Linked DNA regions of Mus musculus: region 2 is linked to region 1. Evidence: chromatin loops called from intact Hi-C (ENCODE). Cell type or tissue: left cerebral cortex. All regions are shown on one strand. Each heading gives the region's core, and the rest is flanking DNA. Links, peaks and the distances in the headings are about the cores only.

What was found. A loop is a pair of places that touch in the nucleus more often than their neighbours do. Peaks named below come from ENCODE experiments on the same cell type or tissue, not always from the same donor. Only the 100,000 strongest peaks of a DNase experiment are listed, where the experiment ranks them.
Region 2: it touches region 1 in a loop (2.1-fold over the local background); 2 of 42 quality-filtered maps call a loop at or near these places.

The regions. Positions count from the first base shown.
Region 1 is chr11:79,246,696-79,262,375 of GRCm38, reverse strand. It overlaps Wsb1 (WD repeat and SOCS box-containing 1), which reads left to right and starts at 7,681. Exons shown (of 9, transcript NM_019653.3): 1 at 7,681-8,023; 2 at 11,227-11,395; 3 at 13,717-13,985. The coding sequence starts at 7,984. Gm30470 (a long non-coding RNA gene) reads right to left here. Exons shown (of 3, transcript XR_880030.1): 3 at 13,941-14,010. In left cerebral cortex, for the core only: no CTCF peak of the experiment used is centred there; DNase peaks (open chromatin) are centred at 7,664, 8,314 and 9,020; H3K4me3 peaks cover 2,087 bases; H3K27ac peaks cover 1,053 bases.
Region 2 is chr11:79,328,972-79,344,651 of GRCm38, reverse strand. It overlaps Nf1 (neurofibromin 1), which reads right to left and starts at 4,760. Exons shown (of 58, transcript NM_010897.2): 1 at 4,593-4,760. The coding sequence starts at 4,652. In left cerebral cortex, for the core only: a CTCF peak has its summit at 7,731 (motif pointing right); DNase peaks (open chromatin) are centred at 4,030, 4,336, 5,065 and 5,795; H3K4me3 peaks cover 2,524 bases; H3K27ac peaks cover 2,037 bases.

The DNA.
Region 1 (15,680 bases), core at 4,115-12,114:
AGCAAATTAGGGAGGAAAGGGCTTATTTCCGCTTACATTTCCTGGTAACAGTCCATCACTGAAGGAAGTCAGAGCAGGAATTCGAACAGGGCAGAAACCTAGAGGCAGGAGCTGATGTAGAGGCCGTGGAGGGGTGCTGCTTACTGGCTTGCTCCCCATGGCTTGCTCAGCTTGCTTTCTCATAGAATCCAGGACCACCAGCCCCGGTATTTCACTACTCACAATGGGCTGGGCCCTTCCTCATCAATCACTAATTAAGAAAATGCCTACAGCTGGATCTTATTGGGGCATTTTCCCAACTGAGCTTCCCTCCTTTCAGAGAATTCGAGTTTGTGTCAAGTTGACATAAAACTAGCCAGCACAGCTACTCAGTGGGTTCCAGACCAGCATGAGCTACAGAGTCAAACCCTGCTTCAAAAAGCAGGGGGAGGGGGAGCATTTTTAGATTTATTTTATGTGTTTGAGTGTTTTGTCTGCATGTATGTATGTATGTGTACCATATGTGTGCCTGGTTGCCTCACAGGTCAAAAGAGGAAATATGACACCCTGATAGTGGAGCTACGGATGGCTGTGTGCCACAATACAGACCCCAGACCTCTGAAAGAACAGCTGCTCCTAATCACTGGGCCATCTCTCTGACTAGAAAAAGAATATGAGGCCAGCTTGGTTTATATACCAAGTTTTAGGCCAGCTACATAGTGAGACTCTGTCTAAACAAACAACAACAAAAACAAACAAACAGGGAAAAGGAAAAGTGTGTATGCGTGTGTGTGAGAGTGTGTGTGTGTGTTACATTTTTGTTGCCATGATTAAACACTAAGACCAAAAGCAACATATGGAGGAAGGTCATATTTGGGGAGAACTAAGAAGCCAGTAGGTTTTTTTTGTTTGTTTTAGTTGGTATGACTTTTTTTTTTTAAATTATTTTTCTCCCTGTGACAGGGTTTCTCTGTGTAACCCTGGCTGTCCTGGAACTCCCTCTGTAGACCAGGCTGGCCTCGAACTCACAGAGATCCACCTGCCTCTGCCTCTTGAGTGCTGGGCTGAAAGGCGTGTGATATCACCACTCCAGTAAGTCAGGAGCTTTAAAAGGTTGAAAGAACGGTATCCTCTTTAAGATTCTTTTGCAAAAACAAAAAACCAAAAACCAACTTAACAATTTTCTCAGCTTCTCCCTTCTCAGCCATCTTCCTTATCTGTATCCACTCTGCTGGAATGTATACAGTTCTGAGAAGCTGCTGAAACAACCAAATTATCTCCCCAGCCCATTTATTTATTTATTTATTTATTTATTTATTTATAGACAGGGTTTTTTGTTTTGTTTTCTTTTGTTTTGTTTCATTTCGTTTTTTGATTTTTCGAGACAGGGTTTCTCTGTATAGCCCTGGCTGCCCTGGAACTCACTTTGTAAACCAGGCTGGCCTTGAACTCAGAAATCTGCCTGCCTCTGCCTCCTGAGCACTGAGATTAAAGAAGTGTGCCACCCACCACACCGGGCTATAGACAGGGTTTCTCTGTGTAGCCCTAGCTGTCCTGGAATTCACTCTGTAGATCCAGACTGACCTCAAATTCAGAAGTCCGCCTGCCTCTGCCTCCCAAGTGGGGGGATCAAGAGTGTGCACCACTACTACCTGGCTAAAAGTGTAATAAACTTTTTACATTAATAAATATGTATACAGGAAACGACTCTCTTCTTGATTGTCTTTTGATTATACCAGGAAGCAATTCCCAATCTACAGATAATGAGAATGGGGTTTAGAAACTAGGATCATAGTGTGGAGTCTCTAAGGTCCCTTCTCAGTATGAGTTTGACTATGATGCTACTCCCTCTCAGAGGTTAGTTAGTTTATTTATTGAAACAGGATCTCAGAGGCAGGCGGACTTCTGAGTTCGAGGCCAGCCTGGTCTACAAAGTGAGTTCCAGGACAGGACAGCCAGGGCTACACAGAGAAACCTTGTCCCGAGAAACCAAAAAAAAAAAAAAAAAAAAAAAAAAAAAAAAAAAAAAAAGAAAAAAAAAGAAAAAAAAAGAAAGAAACAGGATCTCACTGTGTAGCCAGGATCGGTCTGAATCTTGCTATGTTGCTATGTAGATCAGGCTGGCCTGGAATTTACAGAGATTTGCCTGTCTGAACCTCCCAAGCACTGGGATTAAAGGCCTACACAACTGAGCCTGCCCCTATACCACTGAGCCTGCCACTACACTGTGCCTGCCTATTAGCATTTATTGATGCATGTGTTTGTATGTTTAAATTCCATCTGTGCATCTGAATCCTCAGAAAATTGTTTCTCTTTAATCTAGAATCTTAGACTTAGCACTGCAGTTCCCCTCATTTGAAACTCCCAGACCAGGATCCAAACCTTGGTACTTAAAAAAAAAAATGTATGAGTATTTGTGTGTGTTGGTGTGGGATGCATGCAAGTGAGTGCAGGTGCCTAGAGAGGCTAGAAGAGAGGATCAGTGCCTAAGGACTGGAGCTCTAGGCATCTGTGAGCTGTCTGACTGAGTGATGGGAACTGAACTTGGGTCCTCTGAAAGAGTCAAGCACTCTTAACCATGCAGCCATCTCTCCAGACCCCAAACTGGGGACGCTTTTAGATAAAATCTTTCGTTTAGCTATGGGTTAGTTTGTAGGGGCTATCATAACAATTATAGAGAAGACTGAGAAGGAAAAACCAAGCAATTCTTTTAGCCTCTACATCAGTAGTTCTCACTCTTCCTACTGCTGCGACCCTTGAATACAGTTCCTTGTGTTGTAATGACCCTCAACCATGACATTATTTTCCTTGCTACTTCACAACCGTAATGATGCTACTCTTATGGCTTCTAATGTAAATGTCTGTGTTTTCAGTTATGGTTTATGGTGACCCATGTGAAAGGGTCATTTGAGATCCACCCCTCCTAAAAAAAAAGGGTCATGATTTACAAGCTGAGAGGTGTTGCTTTTTACAGGTATTTTCTGAAGAGTGGTCCTTTGGCATCTAATCCCAGAACTCAAGAGGAGGAAACAGTTGTCATATTCAAGTATGGGCCCAATTACTTAGCAATATTGCATCTACACACACAGAGACCTACCTGCCTCCTGGGTAATGGGAATGAACAAGCCACCATGCCTGACAATTGCCTTTGTCTTAGTCTCAGCTGCACTGTTGCTTTCAGTGAATATCACATCCCCATAGTTACGGGAAGCAGATGACTTTTGCTTTTGTTTTTGTTTTTTTTCAAAACAAAGATTGAAGAAGCTCTAGAAGTCTGCCCCATTTTAAACCTCTCCGGTTTTCCATCCGAGAAACTTCAGAGACTTAAAGAAGTTTGTGGTTTGGATCTGAAGTGTCCCTCATAGACTACTGTGTTGAAGACTTGGTTCCCACCCAGTGCCACTATTTTGGGAGGCTGTGGAAACCTGAGAAGGCCAGGCCTGTTTGGAGGAAGTAGGTCAGTGGAGGAGCGCCCCTAAAGGTCATTGCTGACTCCTTGTCGTCTTCACACTCCGCCTCCTGCTCACCACGAGGTGATAAACCTCTCCTGCTCCATGCTTCTGCTACCATGACATTTTGGTCTAAATTCATGGAGCACAGTAGCCATGGAGGAGTGACCCTCTAAAACTGAGAGCCAAGGGGCTGCTGAGATGGCTCAGCGGTTAAGAGCACCAACTGCTCTTCTAAAGGTCCTGAGCTCAGATCCCAGCAACCACATGGTGGCTCACAACCATCTGACTCTCTCTTCTGGTGTGTCTGAAGAAAGCTACAGTGTACTTACAATAAATAAATAAATAAATAAATAAATAAATAAATAAATACATCTCCTGGGTGTTTAAAAACAAACAAACAACCGAGAGCCAAAATAGGTTTTCCCTCCTTGCAATTATCCTAGAAGGTCTTTGAGGACACTGATAATGAAGGACCACCCCAGAGATGCAGATGCTGGCAGTAACTCCCCTAAGTAGTTCTAAATTGTAGTGAACAAAGCCGAGTGACAGCTGTGACCTGCTGATATTCATGGTGTCAGGGGACTGCAGCCACCTTGTCCATAAGCTACACATAAAATCCATCTTAGTCACGGGTGCTGGCACCTGCCTTTAATCTCAGTATGGCAGGTAGGGAGAGGAGGATCATGAGTTTGAGACTATTCCTGGGCTTATGGTCCATTCAAGGCCAACATGGACCACAGAGGAAGACCATGTCTTGAAAGAAAGAGAGTGGGAGGGAGGAAGAAAAACAAGGAAGGAAAGAAAGGACAGAAGACCTGCCTGGTATGTAGCTTCATGCCCTTGGTCTAATCTCCAATACTCTCCCCCAACAGCTGGCCATATTATATGTCTTAGTGTTTTACTGCTGTGAACAGACACCATGACCAAAGCAAGTCTTATAAAGAACAACATTTAATTGCTGCTGGTTTACCGGTTCAGAGGTTCAGTCCATTATCACCAAGGTGGGAACATGGTAGTATCCAAGCAGGCTTGGTTCAGGAGTTGAGAGTTCTACATCTTCATCTAAATGCTGCTAGTGGAAGGCTGGCTTCTACACAGCTAAGATAAGGATCTTAAAGCCCACACCCACAGTAACACACCTACTCCAACAGGGCCACACCCTCTAATAGTGCCACTCCCTGGGCCCAACATATACAAACTACTACACTATATTCCCTAATATGTTTCTCTGTTGCTGTGACCAACACTGCCCAACAGCAACTTGGGGAGGAAAGGGTTTGTTCTGTTTACAGGGTTCAGTACATCATGGAAAACAGCCAGGGCAGAAACTCTGCAGGGTAGAAACCAAAGCAGAAACTATGGAGGAATACTGCTTGTTTGGGGCTTTTGTTTTTCTTATAAAACCCAGAACCACCTGCCCAGGAGTGGCACTGCCCACAATAGGCTGAGCCCTCTCACTTGTATCACTAATCAAGAAAATGGCCATAGACATGTTCCCGGGCCAATCGGATGGAGACAGCACCTCAACTGAGGCTCCCTATTTCTGAGTGAGTGCAGTTTGTGTCAAACTGGCCAAAGGCAAAGCCACACAGCACACAGCTACACAGAGCAATGCTTCCGAATAACTTCAGAATGAGATTAAGTGAATGAATGTGTAGTGATTGAGTTTTTAATTTTATTTGTGTAGCTGAGTGTATGTGTGTCTATCCTATGTGTGCAGCACCTGAGGTGGTAAGAAGTCCCCTAGAACTGGATTTATGGACAGTTGTGAGCCATCTGTGGGTACTGGGAATTGAACCCGGATCTTCTGGAAGAACAGCCAGTGCTCTTAACCACTAAGATACCTCTCTAAGCCCTAGCTTTGTCTTTTTAATTCACTCCACCCCTTGCCCAGGGAATGATGTTGCCCAAATTTAGGGTGAGTCTTCCTACCCCAAAATCTAGACCCTTTCTCATGGACATGTCCAGAAGTTTGTCTCCTAGATGATTTTAGAGCCTGTTATATTAACCATGTTGACCTTCCCAATGGCAAGTGAGCTCCTCGCTTTGTCACGAATGTTAAATGGTTAATTAATGAAGCACTGATGCACCCCAATGCCCACAACGTAACATGACCCTACAAATATTAGGTATAATCACCAATGGGCACACAAATGAGACAATTATTTTTCATTTTACTGGTCACACTTTGTAGTTAAGAAAATCTTCAAGGCATCTATAGGCTACTCACATTAAGTGGGAGTTAAACAATTCTGTGAAAAAGTCCTTCAAATACTTCACAAGCAAAATAATGAAAAGAAAGGTAAGAAAATATAACTCACAAGCAGGCTCTCAAGAATGGTTATTTTCCATGGATTTCTATGGTGTAGTGTAATTAGTTGGGAGTTACAGCAGTTAGCCAAAAAATATTAACAGGGTGCTCACTTGGGCAATGTCTGTACTAAACAACAGTGTCAGCTCAGCAGTGGTGACACACACCTTTAATCCCAGTGCTTGGGAGGCAGAGGCAGGCAAATCTCTTGGAGTTCAAGGCCAACCTGGTCTACAGAGCTATTCCAAGACAGCTGGGGCTACACAAAGAAACCCTGTCTCAAAAAACCAAACCAAACCAACAACCAAACAAATCAGCATAACTCCCGAGCAAGGCTGACTCACGAATTCCTGAAGCCTTCCAGATTGTTTGAAGATAAGAGTCTTGGAGCCAGGTTGGCCTCATACTTGCTATATAGCAGAAGTGATCTTAAGTTCTTGATTCTTGTGCCTTTGCTTGCCAAGAGCTGGGCTTTCGAGCATGTACCATTTGCTTTAGGTTTCTGAGGAACTGGAGCTGGACTCCATGGTTCCTGTATACTAGACAAATATTTTACTAACTGAGCTATACCCCCCTCCTCCAGCCCTGCAAGTTTGTGAAATCTGCATATTTTTGTATGAAAACTCAAAAAAAAAATAGCTGGGAAGATGGCTCAGAGGTGAAAATGCAAACCTGACCGTTCGAAAGCCCAGAACCCAGGTTAAAGCAGAAGGCAGGAGATTACAGACTACTACTCTACAATCCCTTCACTCTAACAGGGCTGTCAGGGAGTCGGGAAGTTACAGGGCCAGCTAGCATGGTATACAAGCACTGAAATCATGAGAGACCCTGTCTCAGGAAAGGTGGGAGGTGAGGACTCATATCCTAGGATGTCATCTGACCTCTGAATGCCTGCATTCACACAGAAGCATTTAAGACACATGAACTCTCAAAAAAAAAAAAAGACTCAAAAACATGCACATATCTCATACACACATAATAAATAAATAAGCTAAAAACATTAGGGGACAATAATGGTCTGTATTTGACAAGATTGAATTTTCTTTTTCCTTCTACTGTTCGTCAGGCAGCACCATTGCCGTGCATGAAGTTCTGGACAAACATATTGTCAAGCAGTAACCAAGTAATTTTTTTTAAAGAAGGGGATGATTTATTTCTATTAATCATCATGATCTTAAGAATTTCTACCTTGGGCAAAGGGACATGCACACAGTACATGCACTACCTATGGTGTTTGAGATCTAAAGTTATGCTGGGCAATTCTGTCTTCCAGGAGTATCTGAGAAAATCTAAGCCGTTATCTGTTATCCTTTGGAAGAAAGAGTCCCGCAAGGGCCACTAAAATGCAATGACATCATTTATAGATGGTACTTAGATTGAGATGTGGGGCACACCCAAACAATGATGTGGAATAGCTAGCTGCTTCCTAGAGACCTCAACTTCTGTGGAAGAAGGGCAGATTCTGAGGTAGAGGTCATATTGGCCAGCTCTTCAGGAGACCTGACTTTAGGGACCAATTAGAACAGAGGCAGTCTTGGGGAGGCCTCAGAGGTGCCCATCACCCTGGGTCTCCTTCATCAACTGAGTCTTTCCTAAAACCAGTTTGTTCTGTCCTGACCAATTGGACACCACTATGCTAGTTTCCATCATATCTTTCTTCAGCGCAACCTTCACTTCCCAGGTACTAAGGAGCCAGAGACGTAGCTAAAAGGGATTAAGCACGTGAAACGTCTACTTTGCCCTTTCCGGTTCGGTCACGTGCATTATATAATCCCGGGCTTGCCCTTGGCAATGAGCCTTCGACTTCGAAAATGCCCGCAGGTCGCGCTTTGAGGGCTCACGCCCGTCCGTGAATCCAGACCATCACGTCCCCTGCGTCGAGGGGCGGGGCCTGATGGTCTGACGTCACCCACTACACCCCGCCTCCCAGATATTATCAGTGCCGCCCGCCATCTTGTCTCAGTGTCTGGTTTGGCGGCGGAAGCATTGGCGGGCTGTGTGAGTCTGTGAGTGGAAGGCGCGCCGGCTCTTTTGTCTGAGTGTGACCCGGTGGCTTTGTTCCAGGCATTCCGGTGATTTCCTCCGGGCAGTCCGCAGAAGCCGCAGCGGCCGCCCGCGCTCTCTCTGCAGTCTCCACACCCGGGAGAGCCTGAGCCCGCGTCACGCCCCTCAGCCCCCGCTGAGTCCCTTCTCTGTTGTCGCGTCCGAATCGAGTTCCCGGAATCAGACGGTGCCCCATAGATGGCCAGCTTTCCCCCGAGGGTTAACGAGAAAGAGATCGGTGAGGCTCGGGATGGAGGGGGAGCGCGGGGTCTACCGGCAGAGCGTGAAGGGGCTGGCTCCGGGGCCCGGGGGGAAAACGGGGGTGGGGGATGGGAGAACGGGGAAGTCCGATGCCAAGGCCCACGAGCGCGGGGGACCGGATGCCCGGGCTCCGGAGAAATGGAGAGGAGCAAGGACTGACGCTGCGTGGCGGGAGGAAGCGGTCCCGCGATGGGCGTCGGCCGGGAGTGAATGGACCCAGAGCGGGCCTCCCGAGTTTGCTCAGCGCCGGGCAAACCCTAGTGACACCATCACAGCTGGGGTGCGGATCGGACGTCCTGGGATTCTCCCGGCTGTGTCTTGGATATCGAATGGACCTGGAGAGTTACTAGCATAGGCTAAGTGGTCTATCCTAGGCTCTCTTTGGTGGGAAGAAGTTGTGAACTTTTGTGTTTTTTGAGGCGCAGCAGGAACAGCAGCATCTGTATGTCCGGTACTCTATTGAGAAAGGGACCTGGAGAGGTGTCAGCGGCGTAGAAAAAAAAGTTTTAGTGTTTTTTAAAGGATGGCGTTATGAAAGTGAAGGGTTCTAAGGAGGGAATATGTTGCCCACCTACACGGGGGGGTGGGGGTGGAAGGAGCCGTGAGAATAGGTGGAATGGCTGAAGGAGGGCTATTGTACAGAGGATGTAGCCGTGGCTAGACCTGTCACGCGTCTGGCTGAAGCCTGGACAATGGGGAGTGGAAGGGCGTGGGCCAGACCTGCCCGTTGGCCCCTTTAAAGCACTTAGCATTATTTAAATTCTCTCAAAGGAGTCACCTTTGAGCCCATTGGATGACATTCGTTGAACAAAATTATCGTCAGTAGACACTGACTTTACAGTTTTGTCAATTGGATTTTCATGTCCATGCTAAAGGTAGGGGCAGGACTCCATGAGTGTGTGAAGAGTTCCAGGTCAGGCTATAACTGAGCTACTACCCTCTTTAACAAGGCACTGTCACACTTCCTTTCTGGTCGTGAAATCGGAGGATGGAATGTGAGGAAGAACTTGAATCTGGTTAGCCTTGTTCAGTGATGACTCATGATGTAAGTGCTATGCAGATAGGTTGGGTTTTAGGGCTGGTTCCCACCCACTGCCCCATTACTTTTTTTTTTCCCCAAAGCACTTTAGAGAAAAACCTTGAGGTTGATAATATTTTACTAGTCAGTACTTGAGTATTTAAAGCAGCTAATTAAAGTATAAAAATCGTTTGTGTCTGTTAGCTAACAAGGAAACGTGAAGGCACTTAGAAAAATGCTGACTATGTAACAATTAGAATGTCTTACATTTGAAGATGAGTTAGTGAATTGTTTCTTGGGGTTTGGTGTTTGAACCAGCCACATCTCTATCTCATTAACACTTTATAAAGAAAAGTAGCCAAATGAGTGTACCCAAGACTAGTTTTTAAAAGTAACCTTAAAGTACAGATATAAATCTCTGGGAAATAAAGTATTCTTCTTAGATCAACTTGGGAGCATTCTCTTTTAAAGCGAATGTTTCCATTGCCTTCTTTTAAAAAGTAGAATTTTAAAACTTGTTTTCCTTATTTGTGAATGAAGTCCTTCCTAAAATTCATTTTGACCAATAGATGAAAGTTAAGCAGGAATCCCAGTTTGGGGGGCTGAGTATGAGAAGAACCCCAGTGAAAGGACCGTGTAAGAGTATATGTAGGCTTGGAGAAATGCAGGAAGCCTGCAGCAATGTGCTCCTTCTGAGGTTTCGCATTGAAAATGCATTCTGCTGGCATTGAGGCTCACCTACTCATGAGTCTTATATCAGACTCATGTGACTGCCAGTAACAGGAATGTGAGCTTATTCTATGTTGCTCCCTTTTGAAGAAGTGGGGGTTCTCTATCACTTTGGTTAAACCACACCAGGAAGTAGTCTCCAGTTCTGGGTATCACCTTTTTAAGGGTTACTACTAATGGGAATGTATTCCAGGAAAATGTAAAAATTAAGGTAGGAAAAGATAGAAAATTGACTCAAAACTTTATAATCTGAAGACTGATGGAAAGAACTAGAACTATTGTATCCTAGAGAAGACTCCTATATAGGTGTCATATGAGGTCATGAGGTCAAGATTGTTCTCAGATCAGATTCCGCTCAATAGGTGGGTGGGGTAGAAGGAAGATTTTGAATTCTTTTGTTTTTTGTTTTATTTTTTCTTTGTTCTCCTTAAGGCAGAATTTCTCTGTGTAACCCGGGAACTCTGTAGAGCAGGCTGGCCTCAAACTCAAGAGATTCTTGTCTGCCTCTGCCAACTGAGTGATGGGATTAGGATTAAAGGCGTGTGCCACTACCATTCAGCAGATTTGAGTATCTAAAAAAGAAAACATTGTTTAAGCAAAATAGTTTTATCTTAGTGATGGGTGTTAGGATATTTTCATACAAGAAGGAAAATTTTAAAATAATGTAGGAGTTCTGAGTTGGAGCCTGGCCTGGTCTACAGAATGAGTTCCAGGACAGCCAGGGCTACACAGGGAAACCCTGTCTCGGAAAACAAAAATTGCGTGTATTATGTGTGAAGAATAGTAAAAGTGTGTTCTCCCCTTGTGCCATGTGGCTACTAGGAATTGAAATCAAGTGGTCAAGCTTGGCAGCAGGTATGTGTACCCACTGAGTCATTTTGCTAGCCCTCCAGCTCTTCCCAGGCTGACCATGTAGCTGAGGTGACCTTAAAATTCCAATTCTTTACCTGGTTTGTACTAATGATGAAGATAGAAACCAGAGCTTCTTGTAGATTAGCAAGACAACCTATGCCTAACGATTTATAGTTCTTGAAAGGTGATGATAATCTTAATTCCCCTTCTGTTCTCTTTTCTCTTCCCACTTTCATGGGGTCTACCTATTTAATCTAGGTTGGCCTTAAAGATTTGTCATCCAGCCCCAGCTACACTGAAACTTTGTCACAGGGTCTCATGTGGCTCGGGCTGGTCTTGAACTCCTGAACAGTAAGCCTTCTAAGGGCTGAGGTGTGCCTTCCGTGCCTAGTGACATATTTTAAAATCTCTTGAAAACCACTATCAAAACAAAGCTCATCTCTAATGTTTTGGGGTAGAAAGCCAATTAAACCATGTCTAAAAGGAAAGGGGGCAATCTCAGCAAATGCCAAAATAATATGGGGCCATGTGAATCCGGTGATTGCATACACTATCCTGATTTCTGTCTTTGTCTGTTTCAGTGAGATCACGTACTATAGGGGAACTCTTGGCTCCAGCAGCTCCTTTTGACAAGAAATGTGGTGGTGAGAACTGGACGGTTGCTTTTGCTCCTGATGGTTCCTACTTTGCGTGGTCACAAGGATATCGCATAGTGAAGCTTGTCCCGTGGTCCCAGTGCCGTAAGAACTTGTAAGACTGCTTTCCTTTGCTTTTGTTGAATTTACTATTGTCTTTCAGTGTTGGGTAATAAGATATTTTAAGTTTTCTTTTTTTTTTTTTTTTTTTTTTTCCATTTTTTATTAGGTATTTAGCTCATTTACATTTCCAATGCTATACCAAAAGTCCCCCTTACCCACCCACCCCCACTCCCCTACCCACCCACTCCCCCCCTTTGGCCCTGGCGTTCCCCTGTACCGGGGCACACAAAGTCTGCGTATCCAATGGGCCTCTCTTTCCAGTGATGGCCGACTAGGCCATCTTTTGATACATATGCAGCTAGAGTCAAGAGCTCAGGGGTACTGGTTAGTTCATAATGTTGTTCCACCTATAGGGTTGAAGATCCCTTTAGCTCCTTGGGTACTTTCTCTAGCTCCTCCATTGGGAGCTTTTAAGTTTTCTTTACAGCCAGTGTTAGAAGCTTGTTTGTAGTTGGAATCTTCATTGAAGATTGAATGTAAAGAATTACCTGAGCTAGTCACTGCTGTATCCCTTTAATCCAAGCACTTGGGAAGTGGAGGAGGCAGGTGGCTCTCTGAGGTTCAAGGCCAGCCAGGTCTACATACATAGTAGAACTTGTCTCAAAAAAGAAAAAAAATCTGGGTGGCCATGGTGGTACATTCCCGTAATCCCAGCTCTTGGGAAGCAGAAAGGATGATGTCATAGTATAGACCAGCCTAGACTACGTAGTGAAAAGGTCTGGACTAAATTTGAATATTATAGAATGTTGTAAAATTTTCTCAAATATTTATGCTCCCAACCCCTCCCACACTGAACCCCAGGGTCTTCATACACAGGGGCCAATGCTTTGCCAACTAACCTACATCCCTGTCTCTTTGTGTGTGTGTGTGTGTGTGTGTGTGTGTGTGTAAAGACAGATTAATTGTGCCTTGCTTTAGTGTGTGTGTGTGTGTCCTGTTGTGTCAGATCAAGTGATCTGTTAGATGAAGATTTTTGCATTCACTTTGGATTTCACACACTTTATTGGTTAACAGAGGTGTATAAACAGATTTTTTTCTAAAATAGATCTGGTCACTATGTGGCCCAGGTTGGCTTTAAATTGATCTGTCTCAGCCTCCTGGATGATGCTGTCGGGTTTGAGCCACACACCCTTCTGATTGGAGTAGGGTCAGGGAAAGCTTTAACCTAGGCCAACTGCAGATTCAGTATGTATAGCCTTGGATGACCTTGAACTTCTAATCCTGCATTTCTACTCAGAATTGCTGGAATAACTAACTGGGTATCCCTCTATACCCCATTATGTTCTGGTAGAGATCAGACCTGAGGTTTCATGTCTGCCCTGTAAGCATTCCACCAGCTGAAGTTTTATATGTCTGTTATTTTAATTTTCAAGTTAATTAGATTTTATCTAGGCTTGTGTGGTCCCTTCACTATGCACCAGGGTCACTGAAGTTCTCATCAAGATAACTCTTCTTTCTGAAGGAACTTAATCTAGTCATGCTATCTGTCCATCACCTGACAGTTCTTTTTATCTCTGCTTGAATTAAGGACATGTTCATGATAGCTTCAAAGTTTTCTGAAGTCTATGGCTTCTAGTTTACTGGAATAATCTAGTTTAGTATCCTAAAAGATGGCTTATATAATACTTAAAATTATTTAGCAATTTAGCAATTTAATTTAGCAAATGAGCTAAATTAGTCCTTAAATTCATATTGAGAGGGCTGGAGAGATGGCTCAGCGGTAAAGAGCATTGACTGCTCTTCTGCAGGTCCCGAGTTCAAATCCCAGCAACCACATGGTGGCTCACAACCATCTGTAATGAGATCTGAGACCCTCTTCTGGGGTGTCTGAAGAGAGCTACAGTGTACTTACATATAATAAATAAATAAATCTTTAAAAAAATTCATATTGAGAAGTTACTGTTTTTTCATCCTAAGTTCTCTTCTGAGCATAAAGAAAATGTTCCAGGTTTAGTGTCACCACTGAGTACATGTCCTGTGACAGAAGCGGTCTCAGTTGAGACCCTGACCAGTGCTGGACACTGTCAACAATGCCCCTCTCAGGTGGAACCAGGCTTTACACTCTCTGTAAAGGAAGTTCTATGAAGCCGGTTTGGAAGGGAAATCAGCTATAAATTGTTTTCTTACTGAGGGTTCTCAGCCAACAATAGTTTTCATGAGTTGAATTTGTCTAGCCTTTTATTTCAGATACCAACTTTTTCATCTTTAGAAATAGTGTTAGAATTGTATTGAAAAACCTAACAAGTGTTAACAATTAGTGTTTACAGAAGTTCGGTATAAAGAAAAATTCATTTTCAATCTTTTTCCCCTCAGTCTTTTGCATGGTTCCAAAAATGTTACCAATTCAAGCTGTCTAAAATTGGCAAGACAAAACAGTAATGGTGGTCAGAAAAACAAGCCTCCTGAGCACGTTATAGACTGTGGAGACATAGTCTGGAGTCTTGCTTTTGGGTCTTCAGTTCCAGAAAAACAGAGTCGTTGCGTTAATATAGAATGGCATCGGTTCCGATTTGGACAGGATCAGCTACTCCTTGCCACAGGATTAAACAATGGTCGCATCAAAATCTGGGATGTATATACAGGTATGGATTCATATTGGAAGTGAACCTGGAAAGTGAGAATTAATGTGTCTTTATAATTGTCCTAAGTCTTATAATAATTTATAATTTTAATCTAGGAGAATAATAAGAGTTTATACCACTTGATAAGATAAAATATGCAAAGCAGGTTTGGGTCTTATTTTAGTTAACTATAAACTAATATTTTAGTTTCTGACTCAGCAAAATGTCTTACATGGTTTTTCAATGATAACTTAGGGGTTTTCAAGGGAAAGCAGTTTTTTGTATCCCAAGCAGGCATCAAGCTTGCTGTGTAGCTGATGATGACTACTTCCAGTTACCACATCCTGAGTACTGGGATTGCAGGCCTGTGCTGCAACTCCCAATTTTATGCAGTGCTAGGACTCCAACTCTAGGGCTTCACCTGCATACTAGGGAAGCACGTGTCAACTGAACCACTTACTTACCCAGCTACAGATCGGAGGGCTGGTGTCTTAGTTTGGGTTTTACTGCTGTGAACAGACGCCATGACCAAGGCAACTCTTATAAGGACAACATTTAGTTGGGGCTGCCTTACAGGCTCAGAGGTTCAGTTCATTATCAAGATGGGAGCAGGCAAGCATGATACAGGAGCTGAGAGGTCTACATCTTCATCTGGAGGCTGCTAGGATACGGATGCTAAAGCCTATTCCCACAGTAACACACCCACTTCAGTAAGCCTCTACTGCCTAATAGTCCCACTCCCTGGGCCAAGCAGAAACAGACAATCCTACAGTTGGGTTTTGAGACAAGGTCTCTCAGTATGTAGACCAGGCTGGCCTCAAAGTCACAGAGATCTATCTGCCTGCCTCCCAAATAAAAGTGCACCACCATGCCTAGCTCACAAATCAAGTTTTAATAATCAATATCTAACCTTCAGGTTTTTTTGTTTTTTGGGTTTTGTTTGGTTGGTTGTTTTTTTTTCTTTTGTTTTGTTTTTTTGGCTTTTCGAGACAGAGTTTCTCTGTATAGTCCTGGCTGTCCTGGAACTCACTCTGTAAACCAGGCTGGCCTCGAACTCAGAAATCCGCCTGCCTCTTCTTCCCGAGTGCTGGGATTAAAGGTGTGGGCCACCACTCTCGGCTCCCTTCAGAAGGTTTTAATCACTTTATCCAATATCTAACTATATAGTTGGGGAAGTTGAATTCTTTGAACAAGTAAGTATTCAAGGTGGTAGCAGATGCCTTTGATTAAAGCACTTGGGAAGCGGAGGTAGGTGGATGTCTGTTTGGGGCCAGCTCCTGTCTACATAGTGAGTTCTAGGTCAGCTAGTGCTATGTAGAGAGACCCTGTAACAACAACAACAACAAAAAAAAGCAAGTATATAAATGTTCAAACTGGGCATGGTGATACATAGGTGTGTGACCTCAACACTGAGATGTTTGAGTGGCCAGCCTGATATTGCTTCAAACCTGAGGTTCAGTGACCAGCAATGCAAGAAAAGAAAAAAGTGCTGGGCAGTGGTGGCGCACACCTTTAATCCCAGCACTTGGGAGGCAGAGGCAGGGGGAAAAAAGAGTTTAGATTTTGTTCTAGTTCTTAGCATATTCTGTTTGTTCACAAATATAAAATAATTTTAGTGAGCATAAAAGCAAGATGTACCCCAGGACATAGACAGTAATAATGGCATTGACTTGAGGACAAGGAATCAAAGTTTGATTGGCTTATTGAGGGGAAAAA
Region 2 (15,680 bases), core at 2,984-10,983, 83 kb before region 1:
AAGTCTCCCCTTCCACCAAGTGGGTCCTGAGGATCCAAACCCAGGTCATCAGGCTTGGAACAAGTGCTTTCACCTGCTGGGCAGCTCACTGAATGAAGCTACAGCTTTAGAGCTGGAGAGACAGCCAAGTGGCTAAGAATACATATGCTCTTCCCAAGGACCTGAGTCACTGAACCCGTTAGGTGGCTCACACACTCACATACATACTCATAACTAAAAAAAAATTTTCAAGATAGGGCTTCTCCGTATAACCACCGTGGCTGTCCCAGACCTCACTTTGTAGACCAGGCTGGCCTGAAACTCAAAGATTGTCTGCCTCTGAGTGCTGAGACTAAAGGCAGGCACCAGAACACTCAGGACTACATAGTGAAACCTTGCCTCAAAAGCAAAACAGAACAGTAAACTCTTCTAACTACACTTCATGGGTTATTAAAACAAAGTCTATGAGATGCTTAGAAATAGCATTCTCTAATGATCTAGCATTTGACACATGTCACAGGAAGGCTCTCTGCGTCTGCTATGCCATTTAGTCTCTCTGTTTTTCACTAAAAACAAAGGGGGCAGGGGGGGGGGGGGACTCTTCAACAGTTAGCTAAACTTGAGTGGGAGAGGGGCTGGAGAAATGGCTCAATGGTTAAGACTGCTTGTGGCTCTTTCAGAGTCCCAGAGTTTGCTTCCAGTACCCAAGTGGGACACTCATACCCACCTATAACCTCAGGTCCAACAGATCCAGTACCTTCTTCTGACCTCTGAGGGTACTACACACACACAAATAATAAAAAATATTTTAGATGAACCTAATTTGAACTGACCATTTATCACTTCTATAATAAATTAACAAAAATTTCTGAAGGTAAACCTTGAATACCTTGTTTTGCATCTCAAAATCAATGTCTTGACTGCTCTGGAACTCCAAATACAAATCTGGTTGGCCTCAAATTCAGAGAGCCCATGTGGGACGGAAGGCATGTGCCACTATTGACAGCCAGAATTTATAATTTACCAAGGATGAAAAAAGTCTACTGTGTACTGACATTTGTATATGAGAATCTTAGTTATTTCAACTGTTTTAAAGTTTTCAGTTGGGCTGGGGAGATAGTTCAGCGGGTAAGAGCACCAACTGCTCTTCTGAAGGTCCCGAGTTCAAATTCCAGCAACCACATGGTGGCTCACAACTATCCACGATGAGATCTGACATCCTCTTCTGGTGCATCTGAAAACAGCTAAGGTGTACTTATGTATAATGATAAATAAATCTTTGGGCTGGAGCAGCGAGCAGAGGTCCTAAATTCAATTCCCAACAACTACATGAAGGTTCACAACCATCTACACAGCTACAGTGTACTCATATACATAAAATAAATAAATAAATATTGAAAGTTTTTAGTTTTCTTGTTGTCTATAGTTGTTTCACTGGCCTCAAGGAGCGGCCAGCTGCTTCTTACTACAGTTCTTTCTTTTTTCTTTTTTCTTTTTTTTTGGTTTTTCGAAGACAGGGTTTCTCTGTGTAGCCCTGGCTGTCCTGGAACTCACTTTGTAGACCAGGCTGGCCTCGAACTCAGAAATCCACCTGCTGGGATTAAAGGTGTGTGCCACCAAGCCCGCCTCTTACTGCATTTCTTGAAAGCTTGTAAGAAAACATTGTACCGAATAATTTATTTTATGTATCTTTCTCTTAATTACAATATAAGAGATGGCAAAAATGGCAGTTTAAAAACTAATGTCCTTAACTTTTAATAAATGGAAATGAGTCTGATACTACAACATATATAAACAATATATGGTATTAAACCATTCATCATTCTAATTTTAAAATTCAGAGCATTTTCTTTTCCTTATATGATAAATATGGTCTAGAGACCAAAGGTAAGAGCTGAAGGAAAAAGCCAGACATAGGAGTAGCAAATGCATGCAATCCCAGCACTTAGAGGGCAGTGGCAGAAGAGTCAGCAGATCAAGGCTACCATCAGCTGGATAGCAAATTCCACAACAGCCTGAGCTACAAAGCAAAGAAAAAAGAAAATTTGAATTTAACTTTTAAAGCTTAGCAAAAGTTGGGGCTGAGAGAGGGCTTAGCAGTTAAAAGCACTTGCTGTTCTTCCAAGTTTTCTTCCCAGCGCCCATGTCGGGCAACACATAGCTGCCTTTAACTCCAGATCCAAGTGATCTGGCACTTTTCAGGTTGCCACAGTGTGTGACTTCGTGAGAGTGTGTGTGTGTGTGTGTGTGTGTGTGTGTGTGTGTGAGTGTGTGTGACAGTATGAAAGTGTGTGTGTGAGGGGTGTGAGAGAGTATATGTGTGCATGTGTGCACATAAATAAAAATATAGCCTTTTTTTAGAAATCAAGGTAAATGGTAAAGTGAGTGGTTCCCAGCCCTCCCCTAAGATGCTGCTCTCTGTGAGTTCAGTCCTGGTTTGTCTCCAGCAGATTCCCAAGCCCCCTGATGCTCAACCCTTTAGTACAGCTCATCATGTTGTGGTGACCCCCAACCATAAAATTATTTCATTACTACTTCATAATTTTGCTACTGCTATGAATCATAATGGAAATATCTTGTGTTTTACAATCATCTTAGGTGGCACCTGTAAAAGGGTCTGTCAATCCCAAAAGGGTCTCGACCCACAGGCTGAGAGCCACTGGTCTAGGCACATTTTAAATCTGTTTTTAAATGTATTTAATTTTATGTGTATGAGTGTTTTGTTTGCATTTATGTGCACCACATGCTTGCCTGGTGCCACAATTCAGAAAAGAGCATTAGATCCCTTGGGACTGGAGTTACAGACAATTGTGAACTACACTGTGAACACTGTGTGAATGCTGGAAATCAAACCCAGGTCCTCTGCCCGAGCAACAAGTGCTTTTAACTGCTAAACCCACCTCTTTAGCCCCTTAAATCCCTTTTTTTTTTAAGTTCTACACAGCAATTCTTTTCTATCAAGTTTAGAATCTAACATTCTACTTAATGTTCTACTGAAATCTAATGCTCTATAACTGGACCAATTTACACAGTAATATTTACTTCTTCAGGCGGGTTACAACAACAGTTTGTTTTGATGCCTTTTGGTCTGGAAACCAAATGAATGAAGTCTCTGATAGCTACAAAATTTTATCTATGTAGGTTTGTTTTTTTTGGGGGGGGGGTGTTGAGACAGAATCTCCCTTAGTAACCTTGACATCCTGGCATGTAGTCTGTAGACCAGGCTGGCCTCCAACACACAGAGATCTACCTGCCTCTGACCTCCTGTGTGCTGGGACAAAAGTCATATAACCACCACATTCAGCTCTGTGTAGGTTTCCCAGTGTCCTCTGGGTAGACTTCCTCTGTCGGATAGGTCAAAAGATTGAGTCCTATAAAAAAATGTCTGCTGGTCAAATTAAAGAAGAAACCCTTCCCCTACCTGTCAGCTCCCATAATCAGTTTTGTGATTAAACCCAATAAACAAAAGAGATTGGTTCAATTCTAAACAATTCTCTCATTAGAGGACACCCCCTGGCAGAACTGCAACAAAAAGCAACCATCCTTTAAACCAGCCCCAGCTATCTGTAGATAGCATCAAATTAAACTAGTTCTCATGGACAAAAGGCTATGTGTGGGTTGTCTACTCATCAGCCTTAGAATTTTATGTGTGGAAAACTCAGCGAATAAAAAGCAACCTTCCTAAACTACAAAACTTTTCCCTCCATCCCAAGTAGTCTCAATGAGGGTTCAAAGAGTCAAAAACAAGTCAAACAACAACAAACCATGGTCACAATTATTGGCCCTAGGACCACATCCTAGCTGTCTGTCTCTGCTGTCTAGTCTGTAGCTAGATTTTCCCTTTGCTTTCACCCTTCTCCCCTTACTCTTGGAGTCTCACTTAGGAAAGCCAAGATTCATTCTGGGGCTGCTGGCAAGCAGGGACTGGAGAGGGGGGTGTGATCATCAAGCAAGGAAGGGGGAGGGGAGTCATTTCAGAACTACGGTTTCCCCTGCAAACGCAAAAGGCAACCTTGTGTCATCCGGCTATCAAGGATGCTGGTGTGAACATCATCCAGGCAAGCTGACGCCCCGAGCAGAAAAGTAAGAAAACCTGTGCTTTCCCTACTCCTGCCCCCAAGGGGCAGCTACAGAAAATGGGGGTGGGGCAGGATATTATCTTGCTCCTACTGGGGATGCATACACAGACTGGGGGTTCCTTCGGTTATCCCCAGTTACGAGGATGGGGGGGAGGGGGTTAAGGGAAGAGGGAACCCCTATCTACCTCCTTCTAAAAGGGGAGAGTTAAGAGAGAACCATTAAATCCAGATGGAGTGGCCCTGAAAGCGCCCCCAGGTCACTCATCCCCGCACCAAGAGCAAGCGGAAGGGCTGGGATAAAGGGGATGGAGGGCTGGTCACGGGCAAGGCCCCACCCCCCCGGTTTAGGAGGGAAGGAGAGCCCCGGCTCACAGCCGAATCCCCGGGCAGTCCCCTAGCGTCGCCCCCCCACCCCAGCCCTTCCTCGGTCTGCGGAGCCCCCGGCAGCCCGAGAGGCAGCCGCTCCTTCCTCCCCTCACCCACCGCGTCCCCACCCCCACCCGCTCCCACCTCCTGCCCGCCGCGGCCCGTTACCTGCTCGTCGAAGCGGCTGACCACGGCCTGGACCCATTCCACCGGCCTGTGTGCGGCCATGTCCTCCCGGCGACCCGGGGGCGGTGGAGGGCCGGCGTCCGGGGCCCGCCTGAGGGCGGGCGGGCGGCCGGCGCGGAGGTGAGGGCAGCGGCGAGCCGAGCGGCTGAGGAGTGCGGGCAGCTAGCGTTCCCACGGGGGTGGGGACGGGGGCCCGCGCGGCCCGCCGGGAGGGGGACAGGGGAAGGGGGCGTTGGCGAGGAGACTGGGGGAGGGGTGGGGAGGGGAGCCCGGGGAGGGGAGGGCGCCTGTGGGTGGCTCTCCCCACTAGCGCCGTCTCCCCTCAGCCATCACAGTCCGAGACGCCGCCATGACACCCCACCGGAAGTGGGATCCTTTCCACGGCTCGGGGAGAGGGAGAGCGAGCGAGCTTGAGATTGAGAGCGCGGCTGGGAAAGGGGAGGGGGAAGCGAGAGGGAAGGGGCCTGCTGCGCATGCGCCCGCGGCCGGCCGGTTTCATTAATGAAAAAGCGAGTCCTCCTGGAGGTGACGTCACCTAACTCCTCCGGGCCCGGAGGCGCGCGTCCCTCGCTGCCGCGGGTCTCCCCACCTAAACTGGCGCGGGGCTCTGGCCAGAGAATCTGAGCCGACTCCGGTGCGTAGGCTGTCATTGCCACCGCCGCCTCGAACAGCCCTTCCCCCGCTGGCCTCCGGGCTTGGATCGCTCCCGGGGTTAGAAGTTAGGGTGTCCTGAGGCTAGGCTTTCTCTCCGACCGCTGATCTCTGTCGCTGATCTGTCCCGGAGGCTGGAGTCAGTCTCTCTCCGCTTTCTTCACTTAAAAATGTAAGGCACACACCGCCACGCAGTCGATGGGGCTTCTGAAGGCTGCTGAAAACGGGTAAAAAGAAGGCCAAGAGAGATTCCGTGATTTTTTTCTTTTTAATGTCGCTTAAATTCCAAAGCAAGGCCCAGTGGTGATCCAAGTTGGAGACTAGAATTCCCCAATCCGAAATTCCTCAACTAAACTGACGGACAACCAAGTTAATAAAACTTTTTGCACGGATGATAATTCAGATTGAAGACTAGTTCACCATACTGTAAAGACCTTTAAAAGGCCTAACATTTATGCATTTCAGCCTTTCGAACAAACCTTTCCAGTAGGACTCAGTAGCCTGACCTATCTGATGAACAGAGCACTGGAGGTTCCAGGATACATGCCCAAGGGCTGATAAGTACCAAAATGGTTTGACTCTAAGAACAAATCGAGAAGGATGGCTCTCCAGAAACAAGGGCCTTCCCAATGCCCAGAACCAGAGTTTGAAGGACTTGTGTGGAATTGGCTGTGCACACTTACAAAAGAGGATAAACCCAAAAGATAGTTTGCTCGGGGCTAGCCTGTTCTACTTGGGGATTTCCAGGCCAAGCAGAGCTACAGGGTGAAGCTCTCTACTCATCGGATGGGGAGGGAAAGGCGCTCTGACACTGGACTTTGAAATGAGTTTTCTTCAATGCACTTGAATTAAGTCAGTGTTAAAATGTGTTTAGAAGCAGGATGTGGAGATGCTCGCTTTCATTAGAGGCAAGCAAATCCTCCTGAGTCAACCACTGCTCCATAGTGTGGCCTTGTCTCAAAAACAAAAGTGTGGACGCGCACTCAGACAACAGCCTGCAGCCATCAACCATTAGCCACATAGGAAGATACCAACTGGGTGATAAGATGAAACAAAACCACAATTTTCATTTCACCACAGAAAATCCACAGAGCTAGTAGCCCACGGACAAAGTGGTATAGCTGTAAAAGAAGTCTCAAGTCTAGGTAGGTTAGTGATCTTCCAAGATGCAAATTAAGTTAATGTTTCATTCCACTGAAACAAAAGGACAGAGATTGGCTGTTTCTACGATCCCTTCTTGAAAGCTGCAACATGGATACTGGTTTCTTTAGATGACGTCAGCGGTGATGGGAGTGCTGAAGAGAAATGAGAGAAGATTAAAGGGCCTTTGGTGCTTTCTGCATCCAGGACCCTGGAAAAAGTCCTTACTCACAGCACATCGCCCCAAATAGCATCCCAACGTGTCTACTTCACTGCTAAACAGCTAGAACCACTACCTCCCTTTCCCTTTCTCACACCGGCTCTGAAACCCCTGATTAGCTCCTCTTTGCCCTGGCATTCCATCTTTATCTTTGAAACTTAGATGTGGCTGAGCCCTGCCCCCCCCCACACACACACACACCATCACCATTCCATTACTAAATAGCCTCTGTCTCATTCCTCCCCTTGACTGGCTCCTTCCTGGTTGTCTCTCTAACCTTCACTGCTGGCTTCTTGCTCTCCTTTCTTTGCTCAGGCTCCAGCCACTGGAGCATTAATTCATCTGACTGTGCGCCTGTGTACAAAGTCCTATTTTTTCCCCCTTCACCCCAAGCCTCTCATTGCCAATGGAGGTTCTAGCCTTCACCCAGCCTCCTCTCTAATGAACTCAGTCAGTTCTTGTAAACCAATATTAAGTATCCATCAGCCCATTCCACACCGTAAACTTTGCTAAGCCATGCATAGTGGTGTGACAGGGAGTCTAAACCAAGTCATCATGGAAAGGAAGACCTGGTTAACTAAGGAGTGTCCCTGCCCATGCCCACCCATGTTTAAAGGGCAGATATCACTCAGCTCCGGACAATTCCTGCCATGCAGGGATGTTGACCTCATGTTGCTAGAACTTCCAGTTACTTAAGAGAAGCTAGAAATCCAAACTTATGTATAGATGTCTCTAATTTTTACACTGTGACAGCCAATCACATTTCTCAATTTTGTGCAGCCAAAGTAAGTTAGCTGTCTGAGTTTAGCTTGTAGAAACTGAGTGGACTAGCTGTAGTCTCGTTGGCAAAAGGCATACACTTCTGAGTAAAGATTGGCTTATATCCTAACTTCCTTTCTTCTGCGCTGTAAATGGTATTAGAGATTATGTGTTTATGAGATTATGAATTAGAGATTATGTACAGTTTGAATGTATATCGCCCTCATTCATCCCCCCTCTTCATTAGATAAAAACTGTCAATTGTTCTTCAAGTCTTTTATTTTATTTGTTTGTATAACTGTTTTGCTTGTGTGTATCTAAGCACCGTGTATGTGCAGTGCCTGAGAGGGCCAGAAGAGGGCACCAGATCCCCTGGAACAGGAGGTACAGACAATTATAAGCCACACTATGGGTGCTGGGAATCAAACCCAGATCCTCTGAGGAGCGGCCAGTGCTCTTAACCACTGAGCCATCTCCCCAACCCCTCAAGGATCATGTCCAAAGTCTCAAGGTATTAATTCTACCCTCTCCCCACCTCTACAGCAGCTCCCCATCCCTCTATCCCTACATACCAAAGAATACAGGCTCTTTTGAACTAAGACACTTGTTTCCTAGCCGCTGGGAGGGTTAATGGCCAGTGCCAGTAGCCCTCAGCTGAAGCCTGCTCCAGAATTGCCCTCTGCTGAGGAGAGCTTCTGCATGACACATGACAGCACTTCCAGGAGAGCCTTTTCAGACTAGATGTTAAGTTCAGGACAGATCCACTCTGAAGGCTTTCTTGGCTCCAGAGCTCCCCTGATCAGGTCAGCTCCCAAGAAAATGACTGGCTGGAGCTTTATCTGTGACTACATTTTATTCTGCTTCTATTTCTCCTCAATACTACTCCCTCTGTACTGCACAATGTTGATTCCCAAGAACACCAAGTGCCATGAAGGGAGCCTGATATAGTGGAGCTGAATTAGCCTATGAGTAGCTGGCAGTGAGGACCTCACAGCCTTGTGGGCCTTGACATGCACAGACACACATGCATACACATAAATTAAAGCCTTTTTAAGAAGAAGGTTGGAATATAATACAAATAGAAGAGTGTACCAGTAGGTTCAATCTAGCAGGCTTTCTTCTTCTTTTTTTAATGTAAGGGAATTGGTAATTTAAGGACAGGAATAGGGCATATACCTGTAACCTTTGTAATTGGAAGATGAAGGTAAGACAGTGGCAAGTTCAAGACCAACCTGAGTTAGTGAGACCCTGTCTCAGGACAGCAACACATGAGGATGAACTTATGTAACTGTGGATGCAGTAAATCTATACCATGGAGAAAGACAATGAAAGTCTGAGAACGATTAATTACCAAAGACTAAGGATAAAAGTCAAAGCTGAGTACAGACTACGGCTTAATTATAAGAGCAGTGGAACTCCAAAGTGATTCTCAGGTCTGGCAAGTCTGCTGAACCAAGGTCTGGACTAGCAGTTGGGGAAAGTACTAGGCCATGTGTGGCAGGTCATCTTTCTCCACGCATTTACAACCCTCAGAAATCCATATCACCTTGAGGACTCAAAAGCTGCATTAAGGGCAATTTATTGCCTCATCATCTCTCACCCATAAGTATATCTACCTTGCAAGACCAAACAAGCCCTCAGAATCTACCAACCCCTTTTCACCTGCCTACCAGACTAATAACTAAGGTCAAGCCACAAAATAACCCCACCAAGGAAATGTTAGAACCACTAATGGAGGAAAGGCAATGTGTATATTGAAGATAGAGCCAGCCGTTTGTTTGTGTGTGTGTATGTGCATGTGTGTCCCTGTGTGTGTGTGCACGCGCGCATGCGTAGAAGCTAGGAGAGCATGGGATCAGGTCCCCAGATTGCTTTGGGAAAGGAGGGAGGAAGAGAAAACATAATGCTAAGCAAAGCAGAGTTTATTGATGTAAGAACATCCCTGTACTGTGGGATCTACATCCTGGCCAGGCCTCCAGGAAATGATGCTAATGGGTTACTAGGATGGTTCTAGGAAACTTAGAGAAAGCAATGGCCTGGACTCACGAAATAGAAAAACAACGGAATAAGAGACATAGTCACAGGGAAGCAGCCACATGTACTGCCAGCACTCAGATGCTCAGGCAGGAGGATTGTGAGTTGCTGGCAGCCTGAATACATAAGCAAGTATGAAAACAGCTGAAGCTAACTACAAGACTCAGAAGAAAGAAAGAAAGAAAGAAAGAAAGAAAGAAAGAAGGAAAGGGGAAAAAAAAGACTCAGAAGAGCGGGATGCTACAGTAGGCATAAAATGTACCCACCTCTCCAGCTGGTGGTGTTCTGCCTTCTTTCACAAGCTGGCAAGAGGGGTTCTCTGTAGGCCAGGGCTGCTGATAGACAGTATTTGAGTTAGGAGCAGTAGGCATCACAGTATTCCAGATTAAGTAGTGTTGTTTTAGATGTCAAGATTAGAGTGAGCCAGACTCCCAGAGAGCTATGCACATAGTTAATAGAACACTGGTAGAAATATAAGTGGGCAACCAATCAGTTCCACTACATAATTTTTAAAACCCACAGATAGAGGAGGAAGAGACTGAGAGAAACTCCCTTCTGGTAAACAATCGCTTGCCCCATTTCTTGATCCAAGTCAATTTCCACACTGTTTAAGAAGACTGTATTCCTAGCGAGTCAATGAAACCAAGTGCCCACTGGTCCTCCTGGCTGTAGAAGTGAACATATTTAGTTGCTGATAGAGTCACCAACTCTACAGCAACAGTTTTGGCCTGTGGGACAAAAGCTGTCATAGTGGGAAAGGTCGGGTGGAGGCCCCTGAACCTGTTCCTGATCATCCCAACCAAAAAAGCGTACATTTTCAAAACTAACCCGCTGCTGGGTGGGTGCTACAAGCCTGTTAGCCTAGTTATCAGGAGATGGGGGCAGGAGGATCGAGAATTCAGGGTCATCCTTAATTACATAGGGAATTTGGAGCCAAGCTGTGGAATAGGAAACTGTCTCAAAACAAAACAAACAACATGGCTATCTTGAGGAAATCACAGAAATGAGAGAGAAGCACAGAGCAGTAGAGTCCCCAACGCACCACGCTGACCTAGCAACTAATTCTACTGGGAATCCGACTGCCAGACAGGGCGTGCAGTTTTGGTCATTTGCTTTTTATCCTCCTTCCTGCTAAGAACCCAACATCTCCAAGTAAAGCTAAAAGAAGCCTGGGCCCTCATCCTTCAAGTGGTGATACTGACCCTGGACCTGGAGTTCAGGTTACATAAAACAAGGACCCCCTCCATCCTGCTAAGCATGTGCATCCAGACTCAAGGCAATCAAAGCCCTCCCTAACTATACCAGGAAGTGCTACGACTTGTAAAGGCTCAGAGGCTTAAGTAACTGCTAACGGAGGATCTCGGGACTGGAAGGAGAAATGACTTATTTGGTTGTTCGGGGTTGTTTTGTTTGGGGTGGTAGGAATTGAACTCAGAGACACATGTGCTTAGCATCCGCACCACCCACCAAGTCATCTCTTGCCCAAGGTTGCCAGTTTTGTTGTCTAGAACCAAAGCTGCACAGCTGAGGGCAAGGGTCTATTTGGACTGTTTAGCATAAGGGCTTACGTGATTCCCGTTAGCACTGTTTAATGAGACGCTGTAAGAGCCCTGGCTTAGGTCAGGCATGGTACTAGGGAAGCTGAAACAGGAGGACTGTCAGATGTCTGAGGTCAACCTGGGCTACATTATGAATTGCAGGCCAGATGTGGTTACAGAATAAGACCTTGTCAAAACAAAAACAAAGCAAACAAAAACCTCCAACAACCCCCAGGACCACTGGGAGGGGTACAAAGAGAAATGTAAAGAGAATCCTGGTCATCGACTCCTGTTATCTAGGCCTGAAAGAATTTCTCTCTTTTTGCCTTTCCCCCTTGTCTAAACTCGCTCTGCCCACTCCAGTCCTTCCTCCCCTGACCCTTTAAGTACATACTCGTCTTGCCCTCGGCTCAGTCTTGCTAAGTTTCTAACTCTGCAGATAGCAAATCACAGGCATGCCATAATACTTTTGTCTTCATTGATTAATCAGAGGGGAGCAGCTGGAAACAACTACTTATAAGCTAATTGTTATCAATGCATAGGTAACAAAAGCTATTACCCGGACTCAGCCTGTGTAGTGTTCTGATCTAGGTGTTAAAAGAGCTGAGAGAAACGTCTTTCCTCCAGGTATGCTAGTGGTTGGGGGAAGGTGTTTTCTCCTCAGTCTTCAGTGATATGGAGTATAAATGTTCCTTTCAGAGGACCCTAATTCTGTCATTCATTTCTTCCCTCCGTGAATGCCTTTGCAGCTACGTGGGATGTTCTGTAGCTGGATCTTGTTTTAAGTCAAGAGGCGGGGCCTCGTTATCTTTCTGGAGCAGGTCTCAGACACTGGACTCAAATGACTTTCCTGCCTCAGCCTTCCATGTAGCTTGCCCAGCTTTATAGCTGTGCCTCGAATGTCTCCCAAAATTCCACACGGTAAAGGAGGTAGGAGGTCTTCAGGTTATTAGGGGCCTGGGCTAGGAAACTCCGCGACTCCAGCTCCTTCCCAGCTCTGCTTCCAGGTTGACAGGAGCAGCTTTGCTCTGCCACGTGCGCGGCGTGCTGACTTAAATCATTCAGGTAAGAAATGATTTAAGCATGTGCACCACTCCCCGGGAGCTATTGTCTCATCCTGGCTAACCTCTCTCCTTAGAAACAGCCCCTGGTCGGCTGTTGAGTCACAGACGGAGACAATGGTCAGAGGAAGAGGAGGCAGCCAGCTCTTCATCATGGTTGCCCCTTCTCCGGTGGCCTCATAGTTCCCAGGCTTAGAAGGCACAGCATGGCAGTGCTGTCCAGTCTGCCACCTCTCACAGTGAAAGGAAGAGGGGAAAGGACAAGGGGTGCCATGAATCCTCAGCCACAGACTGCTGAGCCTGAGCCCGTGACAGTCCCCACTTACCCAGAGAAAAGACGGAACTTGGCTGACCAGATATGCTGTGAGTCCTGCTAGAGTTGCCCAGCCTGGAGGGAGAAAGGGCAGAACAGAACAGATTCTTTCTTGTGGTTCCCAGAAACATCAGAAATTTCCCCAAAAGTCTTACAGGTTCTCAAGTGGGACGCTGAAGGCCAGACTGCAGAAGAAACCTCTAGCCTTGCCCTGTTAAAACCCAACTCTCTGCTTATTTCCCTCAGGACTCTGAGAACCAAGTTCTCTCAGGAGTTTCACCTCTCCTGCTCTCTAGCTCTGCAGCCTTCCCAGCTGTGCCACGATGCCCAGCAGACTGTGTCAAATGCTCCATCTGCACAGTTCGGGTGGTTCTGCAGAAGGGCAAGACCCAGGGCAAGATCCACCTCTTCTGATCACCTCTGGTCAAGTCTTCAAGCCTGCGAGCCACATTCATGAGCCACAACCGAGGCCCTCTGCAGAGATGGGCACAGTGGTCACAGTCCTGTGACCCATTTGCAGACCACCTAAAATTCGGAAAGCCATGTGCCCTTGCATTAGAAGGAACTGGCTGTGGAGTGGGGGAGAGGCAGGAATGTTTGGGTAGCAATATATGAAACATGGCAAAGAAGCAGACAGGGTGGATAGAGTTTCAAGCTGGTCCAGCAGAGTAGGGAGGAGATTGCCAGGGATGGAGCCATTGTGGGCAAAGCCCTGGAGGTCTGACTAAAAGCCTGGAGCTCACTGCTCCTAGGCCGTGTATAAAAGATGACTGTTACCCAAGTCCGAAACCACAGTTCCGTCCTAGCAGGGGTCTCAGAGAAGTCAACATTTTTATCCATCTTCACGAGTGGAAGACAAAGGTTTATCTGTGGCTTCAAACACATGCATCTTCTTATCATGTCAAGTTCTTGGTCTCAGCATCTGCAGTTCATCTAAACAGAGTGGGAGCGTGTGGGAAGGATATTGGGGTTACAGCCTAGGTGGAGAGTCTGGATTTATAGATGGTCATGAGCTGCTATGTGGGTGCTGAGAACTGAACTCAGATCCTCTCAGGCACTGAGCCACCTCCCCAGCCCCAGCCCCACAGCAAGTTTGAAGCTAGCAGGCATACTATGGCCGGCCCTGTCTCAAAGGGACTGGGGAGGGGAGACAGGTGTTGACATGGTGTTACAGACAAAAGCAAGCATCCTGGTCTACATAGTGAGAGCCCTTACAGAAGGCAAACACAAAAGAGACAACACTCTCTTCTCCACATCTAAGACTTAAGGCTTGACCTACCCATGCCTGAATGCCTCCACCACCTGTGGAAGTGTTTGCTACTCTGGACCCTTCCAAGTCCTCATCACCTGCCTTCTCCAGACAAGTGACCGGAGGCTGTGTGTTTCAAGCTTTATCTACAGCTTCAGGACATCCCATGTCTCCAGCCTCACCTCCTTCAGCACCTGCTTTCAGACACACATACCCACACACAGACACATCATTAAAAATCAAAGTAAGTCTTGACGTTAGAAAGAATTAAAAAAAAAAATTCTACCACATAGCTATGTGGTGGATAGTGAATCAGATAGCTTTCATATGTCTTTGTTCATAATAATACATAAATATTAAGTGTGTCTGCAGGTTGCCAGTGAAGAGGCTCCTCCTGGGAGGACTCACGTCCTTCTGCAGCACTTGCCACATGAAAGTTTCCCCTTCCGTCATCTGGCTGAGATATCCTCTTGGCAGAAGGAAGCCATACTTGTGGAAAAACACTAGTGTTCATGTAACATAACACCAGATCACCTAAAACAAGCAGCTTCCACACAAAGCAGGCCAGCATCTCTGCATGTGTTCCACTGACCTGTCCCTCCAGGGATTCTCCTCAGGAAAAGGGGGCTTTGGCCAGTAATTTTGGCAAGCGACTCCGTCTGGTTTGTAGGCAACTGGAGAGCATATCAGCTTCTAGAAGGTTCTCATAAATAGAATCATTAAAACAATGTACTAGTAGAAAAAAATACTGTGGAATGAGAGCTCTGGCCTAGCACTCTCGTAACACTGGTGAACACTAGAGCCACCATGTATTTATTTACTTTATGTGAGTGTTTTGCCTGCATGTATGTATATGCACCATGTGCATTGCCTGGGTACCCTTGGAGGACAAAAGAGGACATTAGTGTCCCTGGGAATGAAGTTTCAGGTGGTTGTGAGCTGCCATGTTAGTATTGGGAACTGATCCTAAGTCCTCTGCAAGAACAGCCAGTGATCTTAATCAGGAACGAGGCCAACCTGGTCTACAAAGTGAGTTCCAGGACAACAGAGAAACCCTGTCTCAAAAAAAAACAAACAAACAAAAAAAAAAAAACAAAAAAAAACAAAAGCAAAAAAAGCTTTGTATTTAATTATTTCTTTTTTATTTCATGTGTATTGGAGTTCTGCCTGCATGTGCATCTATGTAAGGATAGTGTATCCTTTGGACCTGGAGTGTGAGCTACCGTGAGAGCTGGGACTTGAACCTGGATCCTCTAGAAGAAAAGCTATTGCTTGTAACCTCTGAGCCTTCTCCCCAGCCCCTATTTCTTTCTTTCTTTCTTTTTTTTCTTTTCTTTTCTTTCTTTCTTTCTTTCTTTTTTTTTTTTTTTTTTTTTTTTTTTTTTTTTTTTTTTTGTGCTGAATGTGGTGGTACACACCATTAATTCCACCACTCCAGAGGATGAGGCAGAGGCAGGAAGATCTTTAAAAGTTCAAGACTAACCTGGTCTACATAGTAGGATCCAGGCTAGCCAGGGCTACAGTGTGAATCTGTCTTAAAATCTTTTCGTTGTATTCTTCCATAAGTTAACGTATCTTGATCGTATATATCTGCATCATCTTCCTACTTCCTCGCCAACCCCCTCCCCCTCCTCCTCTCTCTAACCCACTAAGTCCAATTAGTTCTGTGGGGCAGCTGTTTCTCAGGTAAAAGGGTCATCTTTGGCCCAAACTTCACTCCCGTGTCATCGTCCCAAATGCTCAGAGCAAGCTCACGGTCCTAGGCTATTTCTAAGCACAGTGGAGCTCCCCCAGGTCTGATAGCTGCACTTTAGAACTAAAACCCAAGAGAAGTTTAAAGGAGGGGGAGCCTGAAAAACTCAGGTCAGACCTCGAGTCCTCGTGGGCAGGAAGTACAGACTCAATAACAGAACCAAGATAAGTTTCCTGAAGAGATCCGTCTCTGCATTTCATTATTGCCTCCATTTAACTTACCAGTCTCAAGGGCATGGAACTTTGTCTGCAGAGTGAGTTCCAAGATGGCCAGGGAACTGAGGAGATAGCTTGGTGAGTAAAAGGCTTACAATCCAAGTGTGAGGATCCCCCACATCTACATAAAACCCTGG